2 separate regions of the Mus musculus genome follow, and region 1 is linked to region 2. A link is a loop called in an ENCODE intact Hi-C map of the cell type or tissue named here. Cell type or tissue: left cerebral cortex. All regions are shown on one strand. Each heading gives the region's core, and the rest is flanking DNA. Links, peaks and the distances in the headings are about the cores only. Region 1 has its middle 45 kb from the start of Msl3. Region 2 overlaps Arhgap6 (Rho GTPase activating protein 6).

The links. Peaks named below come from ENCODE experiments on the same cell type or tissue, not always from the same donor. Only the 100,000 strongest peaks of a DNase experiment are listed, where the experiment ranks them.
Region 1: a loop joins it to region 2, with 3 times the contacts of the local background. A loop is called at or near these places in 4 of 42 quality-filtered maps.

What each region holds. Positions count from the first base shown.
Region 1 is chrX:168,715,830-168,721,212 of GRCm38, reverse strand. No RefSeq gene overlaps it. Among named protein-coding and RNA genes, the nearest start is that of Msl3, 45 kb to the right of the region's middle. In left cerebral cortex, for the core only: a CTCF peak has its summit at 3,035 (motif pointing left); a DNase peak (open chromatin) is centred at 3,031.
Region 2 is chrX:169,297,490-169,302,872 of GRCm38, reverse strand. Arhgap6 (Rho GTPase activating protein 6) reads right to left here. Exons shown (of 13, transcript NM_009707.4): 11 at 2,536-2,810; 12 at 1,037-1,117; 13 at 1-556. Among named protein-coding and RNA genes, the nearest start is that of Hccs, 20 kb to the left of the region's middle. In left cerebral cortex, for the core only: a CTCF peak has its summit at 3,077 (motif pointing right); a DNase peak (open chromatin) is centred at 3,080.

The DNA of each region.
Region 1 (5,383 bases), core at 233-5,232, 580 kb after region 2:
AGCACTTTGCACCAGGCCCTGGATATGTTTTGGAGGTGTCTTTGGATATTTTACTGAGAAGCTGGGGATATCACTCAGTGGTAGAGTGCTTGCCTAGCATGCACAAAGTCCTGGCTTCTGTTCTCAGTGCTGCAGAAGAAAACAAGTGTTATGCTAAGAATGGAGAAGGTGCTTGGATGGAAATCTCTACACTTACCTATATCATGAGGGGTTATGTAGCTTTTGGAAAATGCATTTTTTTGAAGTCAGTGAATTAAGGAACAGGACCATTGCAAGATCCTTTGTTATAATGAAAAATTAAAAGACATTTCAACTCTCAGGCTCTAGATTAACCCAACATGACTCAACCTAAGCCAATTCTACTTTTAAGTTTAGCATCTTTAGGATGGCTCCTGTTTCTTTTGCACTTGGCATCTCATCACAGAACCCTTCATTACATCTAACACTTCTCCAAACTATGTTCTAGCCACAATATTCCTGAGAGAGTTCTGTCTGAGGCTCATTTCATTTGCATGGAACCTTGACTGCACTTTCTGGAATTGGAGACAGGGCTTACTGCACTCTTACCCACATATCAGAGCAGCTGCCCATGAAGTAGGCCCCCAATTTCCTTGGATCTAATTAAACTTGGTAATTTGATCAATCAGCTCTCCTTCCAGTCAGGCCCAGACAGAAGACATCACCTAACATCAATAATTGTAAGTTTCTATCTTCAGAATATCTGTCCTTTTAATTTATTTCAAGATGCTATAACAAAAATACCTCCAGTTGGGTAATAAGAACACATGCTCCACTATGTTCATAGTAGCCTTATTTATAATAGCCAGAAGCTGGAAAGAACCCAGATGCCCCTCAACAGAGGAGTGGATACAGAAAATGTGGTACATTTATACAATGGAGTACTACTCAGCTATTAAAAACAATGGATTTATGAAACTCCTGGACAAATGGATGTATCTGGAGGATATCATCCTTAGTAAGGTAACCCAATCACAAAAGAAGTCATTAGATATGCACTCACTGACAAGTGGATATTAGCCCAGAAACTTATAATACCCAAGATAAAATTTGCAAAACACAAGAAAATCAAGAAGAGGGAAAACCAATGGGTGGATATTTCATTCCTCCTTAGAATTGGGAACAAAATACCCATGAAAGGAGTTACAGAGACAAAGTTTGGAGCTAAGATGAAAGGATGGACTATCCAGAAACTACCCCACCCAGGGATCCATCCCATAATAAGCCACCAAACCCTGACACTATTTCATATGCCAGAAAGATTTTGCTGAAGGGACCCTGTTATAGCTGCCTCGTATGAGGCTATGCCAGTGCCTGGCAAATACAGAAGTGGATGCTCACAGTCATCTATAAGATGGAACACAGGGCCCCCAATGGAGAAGCTAAAGAAAGCACTCAAGAAGCTGAACGGGTCTGCAACCCTATAAGTGGAACAACAATATGAACTAACCAGTACCCCCAGAGCTCATGTCTCTAGCTGCATATGTAGCAGAAGATGGCCTGGTCGGCCATTACTGGGAAGAGAGGCCCCTTGGTATTGCAAACTTTATATGCCCCAATACAGGGGAATGCCAGGGCCAAGAAGCGGGAGTGGGTGGGTTGGAGAGCAGGGAGTAGGGAGGGTATAGGGAACTTTCAGGATAGCATTTAAAATGTATATAAAGAAAATATCTAATAAATAAATAAATAAATAAATAAATATCTCCAGTTGAATACTGGATAAAGGAAAGATGTTTAGCCTATTTCTTAAGGACCTAGAGGAGCTGTTCTCTAAAATAAAGATAAATTGTAAAAGGGCTGGAGAGATGGTTCAGCAGTTAAAAGCACTGGATGTTCTTCCAAGGGACCAGAGTTCAGTTTCTAATACCCAGGTGGCAGGTCCCAACTGTCTGTAATTCCAGTTTCGGGAGATCTAACACTCTTACACAATATACATGCAGGCAAAACACCAATGCACATAAAATAAAAATAAATAGAGCAGCAGTTGCAACCTGCGGGTCACAATCCCTTTGGGAGTTGCATATCTGATATTTACATTATGATTCCTAAGAGTAGCAAAAACTACAGTTATGAAGTAGCAACAAAATAATTGTATTGCTGAGGGCCACTAGAACATGAGGAACTTTATTAAATGGTCGCAGCATTAGTGAGGTTGAGAAGCACTGCTCTAAAGTGTTACAGGGATGTGTCTTGGCTCCAGTGAGAACCTCATGCAGATGTCATCACAAAGGTGGGAACATACCTGAGAGGCCCAGATTGAGCGGTGAATTAGACAGGAAGTGAGATAACTGAACTGGCTTTACACTAACCTATCCACATGGGAAGGAGCTCAGTTCTGAAATAACCACATCATTCCATGAGAAGGTGGCACCCTGCCCACCAAGCTCCTAGCACATGTTTCTTTGATCAATATGCTCATCTCATATTGAAACTATGGCACCTACAACAGAGCCAAATATAGTGTTCCTTTTATGTGATGAAGTATTGGGCCAAGGAGATGGATTCGTGGATAAAGGCCCTTGCTGCCAAGCCTGAAGACCTCGGTTTGATCCTGTGGACCCACATGTTGGAAAGAAAGAACCAACTCCTGCCTCCGCCCGAGTCATTCTCTGACCCCACATAAGATGTTGTGTCATACACAGACAGCCCCCATACAAAAAGGAGAAACAAAATAAAAAATGTAATTTAGTTTAAAAACTAACTGTCAAGGAGATATTTAAAAAATAGTTCTCTACCACTACAGTTTAGTATCTTCCTGCGGGGAAGTATATTCTTCTTTGAATGTTATATTTTGAGACTAAGCATAGATTGCTTACACCAGGGAAGGTTTCAGTCCCACCAAAGCTAAACTTTCAGCCTTACCCTGTTTTCTCACGAAAACTCTTCTGAGTTTGGTATGATCTAGCTCATCTCCACATGCATATTCCTGAGAGGTTTTTTGTTTTTGTTTTTATTTTAATTACTCACAAAGTATTTCCCTAAGTAGAATGCTGATACCATTAAACAGACAGGAGAGTCTCCATCTGGTGGTCATGCTGGGAAATGGCATATTTTTCTGGGAGGACAGGGGGTTTTTAAGTCCTTGTGATATTTCAAAGGGTTGATAATATTCACAGTGTTCAATTTGATCTTTCACATTCTGATTCTTATACCAGCAGAGAATTTTAACAGACATCTAAGGAGCGTACTCTCATCTTCAAACCAGTAATGATTGCAATCAAATGATCCAGCAAAATATTTCTTCAAAGGCCAGATAGTAAACACTTTAGACTTCGTGAGCCATATGGTCTTTGTTGAATTACTAAACATGGCTTCTGGAGGACTAGAGTTACATGTATACAATGCGACATGGTGTTCTCCAGGAAATCTTTGTTTATAGATAGTGAAGTTTTTATTTCATGCCATTGTCACATGTCACAGAATGTTCATACTTGTTTCAAGCACTTGAAAATGTCAAAGCTCAGGGCCTAAGGAGGATGCTAGTTAAGGGAAGTGGACCAGAGTTCAGTTACCAGCACACACATAGGGAAGTTTACATCCTCCTGCTAATTCCAGCTTCTGGGCTCCACAGGCACTGCACTCCCATGCACATACCCACTTCACACACACACAAATACATTCACATAATTGAAAATGGAAACCATTTAAAAATGTAAAAAGCCTTCTTAGGTTATAGGCCTTGAAAAGCAGACAAGATATGGGAGGTGTCCAGTAAGACATGGTTGGTAGACCCTTGTTTAACCTAAATGAAAAGCCCTTTTCCTCGTCATCCTTTAGGATGATTGTGATAGAATTGCACTGCTCTGTCAACTGGGCAGCTTCTCTTTGTCTCTGCAAAAATTAATGTGGATATCTGTGAATATAAACAATTATCTTATTGACGAAAGTTGAACCCTATAGATCTATGACAAGTGACCCTGAAAGCAAAAAGTAGGCTGTACAAAGGAACCTTATAGAGTCATTTCTAAAGATGAACTCACAAAGTTTAGAAAGCATAAAGGAAATCAAATGTCATGACTAATAACAAAGCACAAAAGTAATCAAATAATCAGATTTGAGCATTCAAGCAGAGCAGTTATCAAGGGAGTTAAATAACAGAATAGACAGAGTTATAGAGAGAATTGTGAACTGAGAGAGTTCTAAAGAAAAGATCAAACTATAGAACAGAGATAGTCATGCATTGCTAAACATAACTGAAAAATCAAAACATAAACTCTTACATGATAATTTATTATCTATTTTTATAATAAATAATGGGGATACATAATAAATTTCTATGTACATTGAGTATCTTCTCATTCTTGGGTGATTATGTTATTTTTTATTTGGATAATATCTCTCCTGTCTGCTCTCTACGTACCAGTTCCTTGTCTGAATTAAGACTATTCTATTGTAGGGGCACTTGTTGGGAAGAAGAGGTTCCTGGGTAGAGGAAGTGGGATGTGATCTAGAATTGTGGGAGAAAATGATCAAAATGCATAATGTGCAGCAACTATTATGTCAAAAAAAAAAAGAAAAGAAAAGAAAAATGGCTCGTTTGGAGGCTGAGGAAACAGCTTAATAGACAAATTGCAAGCATGAGGACCTGAGTTCAGATCCCAAAAGCTACATGAAAGTCAGACACGGTAGCATGCATCTGTAATCCCAGTACTCCTGTAGTGACTTGGGCGAGAGAGACAGGAGAATCTGCAGTGACTCACCGCTTAGCTAGTCTGGCATATGCAGTGGCAAAAATGAAGTCCCACCTTAAGTGATGTAGAAGGCAGGGACCAACAATCCAATTTGTCCTCTGATGCAAACACACAGTTTTAAATATTATTATTTGTTTTTTAAAAAGAAATCAATGAGAGTTTTTTCGTGAAATATTAATTAGAAAAAATAAATTTGTGCTATTAGTTTAACATTAGTTGATAACAGGGACATGAGTTTATGTCACAGGGAAACCAAAATTACCCTTGTTTCATTATTGAACATTCAAAACAACAGTCAGTGGCTTTAGTAGCCTCAGACTACATCTTGCTCTGACTTCCTTTGAATGTCATCTCTTTCAAGGTTAAGTCCTGGAAACTATAGTCTCTTTCCCCCAGGTCACCCAGCAGAGGCCAAGAGAGACTCTCCAGTACCTTCCACTTGTTTTCATTTTTACATTCCTTTTTCTCTATGGTCAGAACATAGTCCAAGTGTGCAGTCACGTGAGGAGATTTCTGAGTGCTTGTTAAAAAAACTCCAAGGAAACAAGACAAGAGCCTTGAGATCGGTTTCTTCAAAAGCACACAACTGCTTTGGGATTTTGTTTTCACGACCCTCCCAGGTTAGTAGATGAAAGTGAGTTTACTTTGTATTACTCATTACAACTGGATATTAT
Region 2 (5,383 bases), core at 77-5,076:
GCGCTGCTCAGTTTTTTTGGCCTGGTCTGATGCTCCCCTGAGGCCTGCTGGCCTCCTTCCACAGCTGTTTCTGAACCTTCTTCATGCCTCTGGAGCCTCCACAGGGGAGGCTCTAGTGGCAGCTGGGCAGAGGTTGTGGCAGGCTTCCCTGACCCCGGGTAAGGAGGAGGGGGGCGCCTGTCATCTTTTCCACTCTCCTGAGGTCTCTGGTACACAGGTCGGGCCTGGCTTTGCAGCCAGGCAACATCCTCCTTGCCCTCAGCTAGATCTTCTGTGCTGTTTAGGGACAAAAATGGATCAGAGCTGGCTGCAGGCCGCCTGGTCCCCCTGCTGCCGTCCTGGATGTGGGGAGTGCTGCAGACACGTGACACCGGAAGGTGGACACTGCACTGCTCCACGGTGGCCGCCGTCTGAGTCCTCCGAATTACCTGAGTGCCACTGTCCAGCCCTGTCGGGCTCCCTTGACACCGAGGCCAGTTCAGGGAAAGGTTCCCTTGAGAAAGAGAACAAGGCCTCGGTCGGAGGGAGCTGCTTTCAAAAATGTCGCCATAAGAGCCTGGAACCGGAAAGGCAAGGTCTGGGGTTAGTTTGGACAAGTGCCTTGGGGATTCGCTGCTTGTTCTTTTCTCTCTTTTTTTCTTTTGTTAATACTTCCTTCTGTAGCTGAAACTGTACAGCATGCTCTCAGCTATTAACTACCTGAAAAGAAAATTTCCCTAGCAACAGTGATGGCAGTTCTCTCTGATAGTAGAACCATTTATGTGGCCACTCTAGACACATACCTAGATTCTCACAGGCTTAGATTAGCTGCCAAGCCACATAAACTGCCATGTAACCGAGGCTTTAGGGAAAGAGCAGCAGTGAACTGCTGTCTAATATTGAGGATGAAAGCCCAAAGAACTGCTGTCCCCTTCTTCTCTTTTCAGTCTTTTCTGAACAATGGTTGACAAGCAGCTACCTTATACAACAGCAAGGAAGAGAGAGGGAAAATATGTTTTTAAAGGTAAGGCAAATAATTTTAAAAATGGCATTTCACCTGTCATTCCTGGGTCTTTGGATCCACTTTTTAATGTTGAATGCCAAGTTCCCCAGATATTGAAAGGCTCCTCTGACATTTCTAGGAAAGACAGATAAAGGGGTTCACAACAGAGATCGTTAAGAATGAAACCAATAAATATCATTACATTTCTTTGGCATAAAATATAGTATTCAAGGTTTACTAGAGGCAAAACAATACTATTTGGATGTGTTCTTCAAGAAATTTGTTGGATTGGAGATAGACCAAAAGTGCTCTTTCTATAACACGTTTCTGAGAAACAGAATTAATATACAGTAAATGTGTGTCATGACCCCAAGAATTCAGAACTTCAAAGGATGAACTTTGCGTATGCCCCTGGTTCTGGAGGTTAAGTGACTCTCCTCAAGGACCCAGATAGTTCTGATATCATCCAAAGGGCAGGAGGGAGGCAAAAGAAAAGATGCTGTTCTGTTGGTAGCTTCAGACATGAAAGAAACAGCCATGGCACTAGGCCTGCAGGAGCTCGGAAGGCCCTGCAATGTATTGTCCCCTAGATCCTCTAGAACAGAAGGCACCCATCTGATTTCTGACTTCCCAAACCACAAGAGCGCTAACCTGTGTGTTGCTTCCATTGTGAGTGATAACAGTAGTAGGACACTCACACAAGGGGACAGCTGGTAATGCCCACATGGACTCCAGCTACAGGAACACAGAGAAAGACAATACTTCTGGATTCTGAACTTCCCTCGGGGACACTGCCCTACTGCCACCAGCAGTTTCTTTCTCCTCCCTTCTCCCAACAGGTAGAGAATAACTGCCTTAGAGGGTATCAGAAGATCATAAGGCAGACTAAGACATTCAAAGTAAGAAGAGACCAGAAGTGCCTACAAGAGTACATGACACAGATTAGCCAGGATGTATTCCATGGTAAGTGTTGCAATAATGACTACTTGTAGATTCACTGATGAGCCAATACATGGAACATTCATACCGTTCTTAGTTATCCCATCAGGAGTCCATGGGCCTCTGTGGAACTTAGTTATTCCTTTGACATCCTGATAGCTGGAATTGGCATAACATCATTGTGATACCCAGGCTAGTGCTTTTTGTCCCTGGATGCTGACATTGTCTGGTTTTGGTACATTGCATTGTTATATGGTAGATTAAGCACCTTTGCTTTATGAAAAATTGAGTGACATCTTAGACTAGCAACTAAGCAATGCAAACCCTCTGGATACCTTAAAAGGTCATTTGGGAAAATGAGTTGCTGTTTGGGGCATACACTCAATTCACAGGTATTTGAGAATCAGAGGTTGAAAGGACCTTCTGAGTCAATGCCTTGGGGTTACCATCCCTTCCTCCCATCTTTTGTATTTAGCAGATACTCAGTAAATGTTCTTCGAATTGCAGAAACAATAAACAAGGGCCTGATGAAGAAGGTCCAATATGGCCCACCCATGTTGCATCCACAGGCAGGTGATTAAGCAATTGGGCTGTCCCAGCCAGGCTTCAGTTACCTTTTCCAAGCCTTGGTCCAGGAGAACTTTCTCTTGACTTTGACTTTGGCGATGACAAGTGGCCCACCAGTGTATACTGCTCTGGCACTTTATAAAGCTTCTCCGAGCCCCCCCGGGCCCTGTCCTCTTGCATAGCCAGCAGGGAGCGCTCAGACAATACTGGGGAGTTGTTGTCATAAGGGGAGATGTCTCCACTGGAGGCTTTGTTGGAATCTGTAGATGAATGCCTCCCTCCCATGGAAAAGGAAACTTCCGTCTGAAGTATGTCAGGGCTCCTGGCATAAGATAATACAGGTGTGTAAGTATGATCAGATTCAGATATTACACAATTGCCAATGGAATATTTCGAAGACATGGACATGGAGGCTGAAATAAAAAGACCTTTTGAGCAATGGTCCAACAAACACATCCTTACCAGTAATGCGAAAGCATTTTCCATAAAATGATCACAAGATGGCAGGAAAACACAACAAATGTAACAAGACGTGGCAGCTGGTGAAGGATGTGACAGAGGAGAAAATCAAGTTCTGCTGTAGTTGCCAGTGTTAAACCAGCAGAGAGCAGTAAATCCACACAAATGTCATAAAGCATGGGTCAACTGGAAGGGAGATGAACCCACACATGCCTGTGTTCCACAATGCTGCCCACTGGCAGAGAGGAGTAAAACCTAAGAGGTTTAACGAAAACAGGACGTAAATACAGATGGATCCCTGTCACCACCTTGCATTGCTGGAGTGCCTCATGGACTGATGCCTGATTATATTTAAAGGTGAAAGCCTTGGGGGCGGGGGTCACTATTAAGCAAGGAAAAGAAAACGATGACTTTTTTTTTTCCTTCCTCAGTCTTCTGAATTAAAACTAATCTAGACTAGACAGGGACAATTCTGAGTTAAAGGAAATTTGGGGACTAAAATGGAGCAGAGGCTGTAGGAAAGGCCATCCAGAGACTGCCCTACTGTGTGATCCATTCCATTTGAAAACACCAAACCCCAATACTATTGCTATTGCCAAGATGTGCTTGCAGATAAGAGCCTGGTGTGGCTGTCCTCTGAGAGGCTCTACCAGCACCTAAGACATACAGATGCTCACAGCCAACCACTGCACTGAACCTAGAGACCCCAGTGGAAAAGTTAGAGGAAGGACTGAAGGAGCTGAAGGGGAGCCCCATAGGAAGAACAACAGTATCAACTAACCAGACCCCTCAGAGCTCCCAGGGACTGAACCACCAACTAAAACGTATACATTGGCAGTCCATGGCTCCTGCTACATATGTATCAGGGGACTGCCTTATCTGGCATCAGTGGGAGGGGAGGTGCTTGGTCCTGTGGAGGCTTGATGCCCCAGAGAGGGGGGATGCTAGAGGGTTGAGGTAGAAGTAGGTGTGTGGGCAAAGGGGAGGGGGAGGGGTGGGAGATATGTGGAGGAAAGACCAGAAAGGCAGATAACATTTGAAATGTAAACAAATAAAATGATTAATAAAGGAATAAAAATAAAAGTCTCCCCCTAAAATAATAAACCCAACTTACAGTTCATTGTTGCTTTGGGGTAAACTTTTCTTTTCCCTCTGTACACTTAGCAAATTAATTTATACTTCCTGTGATGAAGACAATGGTGCTACGGGTGGAAATATCTATGTATGAAGAGGTGGCTAAACTGGTAAATAAATTAGTTTATTAAAGACCCGAGTGTATGTAAATACATAGAACATGAAGTTGCAAGGCATTGTTTTGCTGTGTAAACTATAGCATTATCTCACATACCATTAGCATCCATACTTATGAGTTGTCATAGCAACAGAAATAACAGAAAATGTAAATGAAGCAGGAAAATGAGAATACCAGGAATGTCAGGACTGGGCAAAGTCTTACCTGGAAACATCTTTATTTTCTACCTTCCTCAAAACAGTGACCCTGACATCTTAAAGGGAAATGATCAAAGGTTGATTAAATGTTTCACAATGTGCTTCTGCCTCCCCACACCCTTACCCAATTTGCTTCTCTTTACTGGTCTTTGGTTTCCATTTGTTGCAGTTTTCAAAACAAATCCTTTGTGGTTTCAAAGAAGGTAAACATACACAGAGCAATCCTCTCCCAGCCAAATGGATTTTGGCATGCAAAATGAAGGAAGTGGATTCATTGGGGCCCTAGCTTTATCTCAGGTTTCCAGCAAGGATTAGTACCCAGGGGAAAACGTCCTGGCATTTGTGATATGCCATGCCTGTCAGAGGCAGCCTGGACTCTAGCTCTTTTGATGAGGATATTTCCTACCCACATAGAATAACTAAGATCTTTGCTTGCCTCGTCTTTGAACTGATATCACACAATCTTATAGGCAGGAGCCAAAGGACAGCCATGGGGATGATTTTCCAGACATGAATTTGCTGCCAGTGAATTTGAAGGAAATAAAATCAAGAAAAAGCTAACAGCTTCTGCTGGAAATGGGTGAGGAAACTCACCACCATATCTAATTAAAGGCAAAAATCTTCTTCTTAATTCTAGGTAGGGAGACACAAATTCATACAAATGGGTAGTTGCCTATTGTTGTGGGATGCGGCTCTTCTGGAGAGAGGTTTATTATGAACACTGAAAGAAATGACTGTATTAGATTCAGAAGCACAAGGGCCACGGATCTGATTATTGGGCTGATTTTAGTAGTTTCCCCTTCTTAGGTGACATTTTCTTTCCAGTCATTAATGGAAATGTCTTAGTTCTACCCCATAAGACTAAGTCATGGTTATATGTCTAGTGTTGGGAAACCATAGCCTTATTGTATGGAAGAGTCTAAGTCATTGCCCAATTCATGAGCCCATCTGAAACAATTCATAGTTTGGATTTAGCCTCCTTTTATT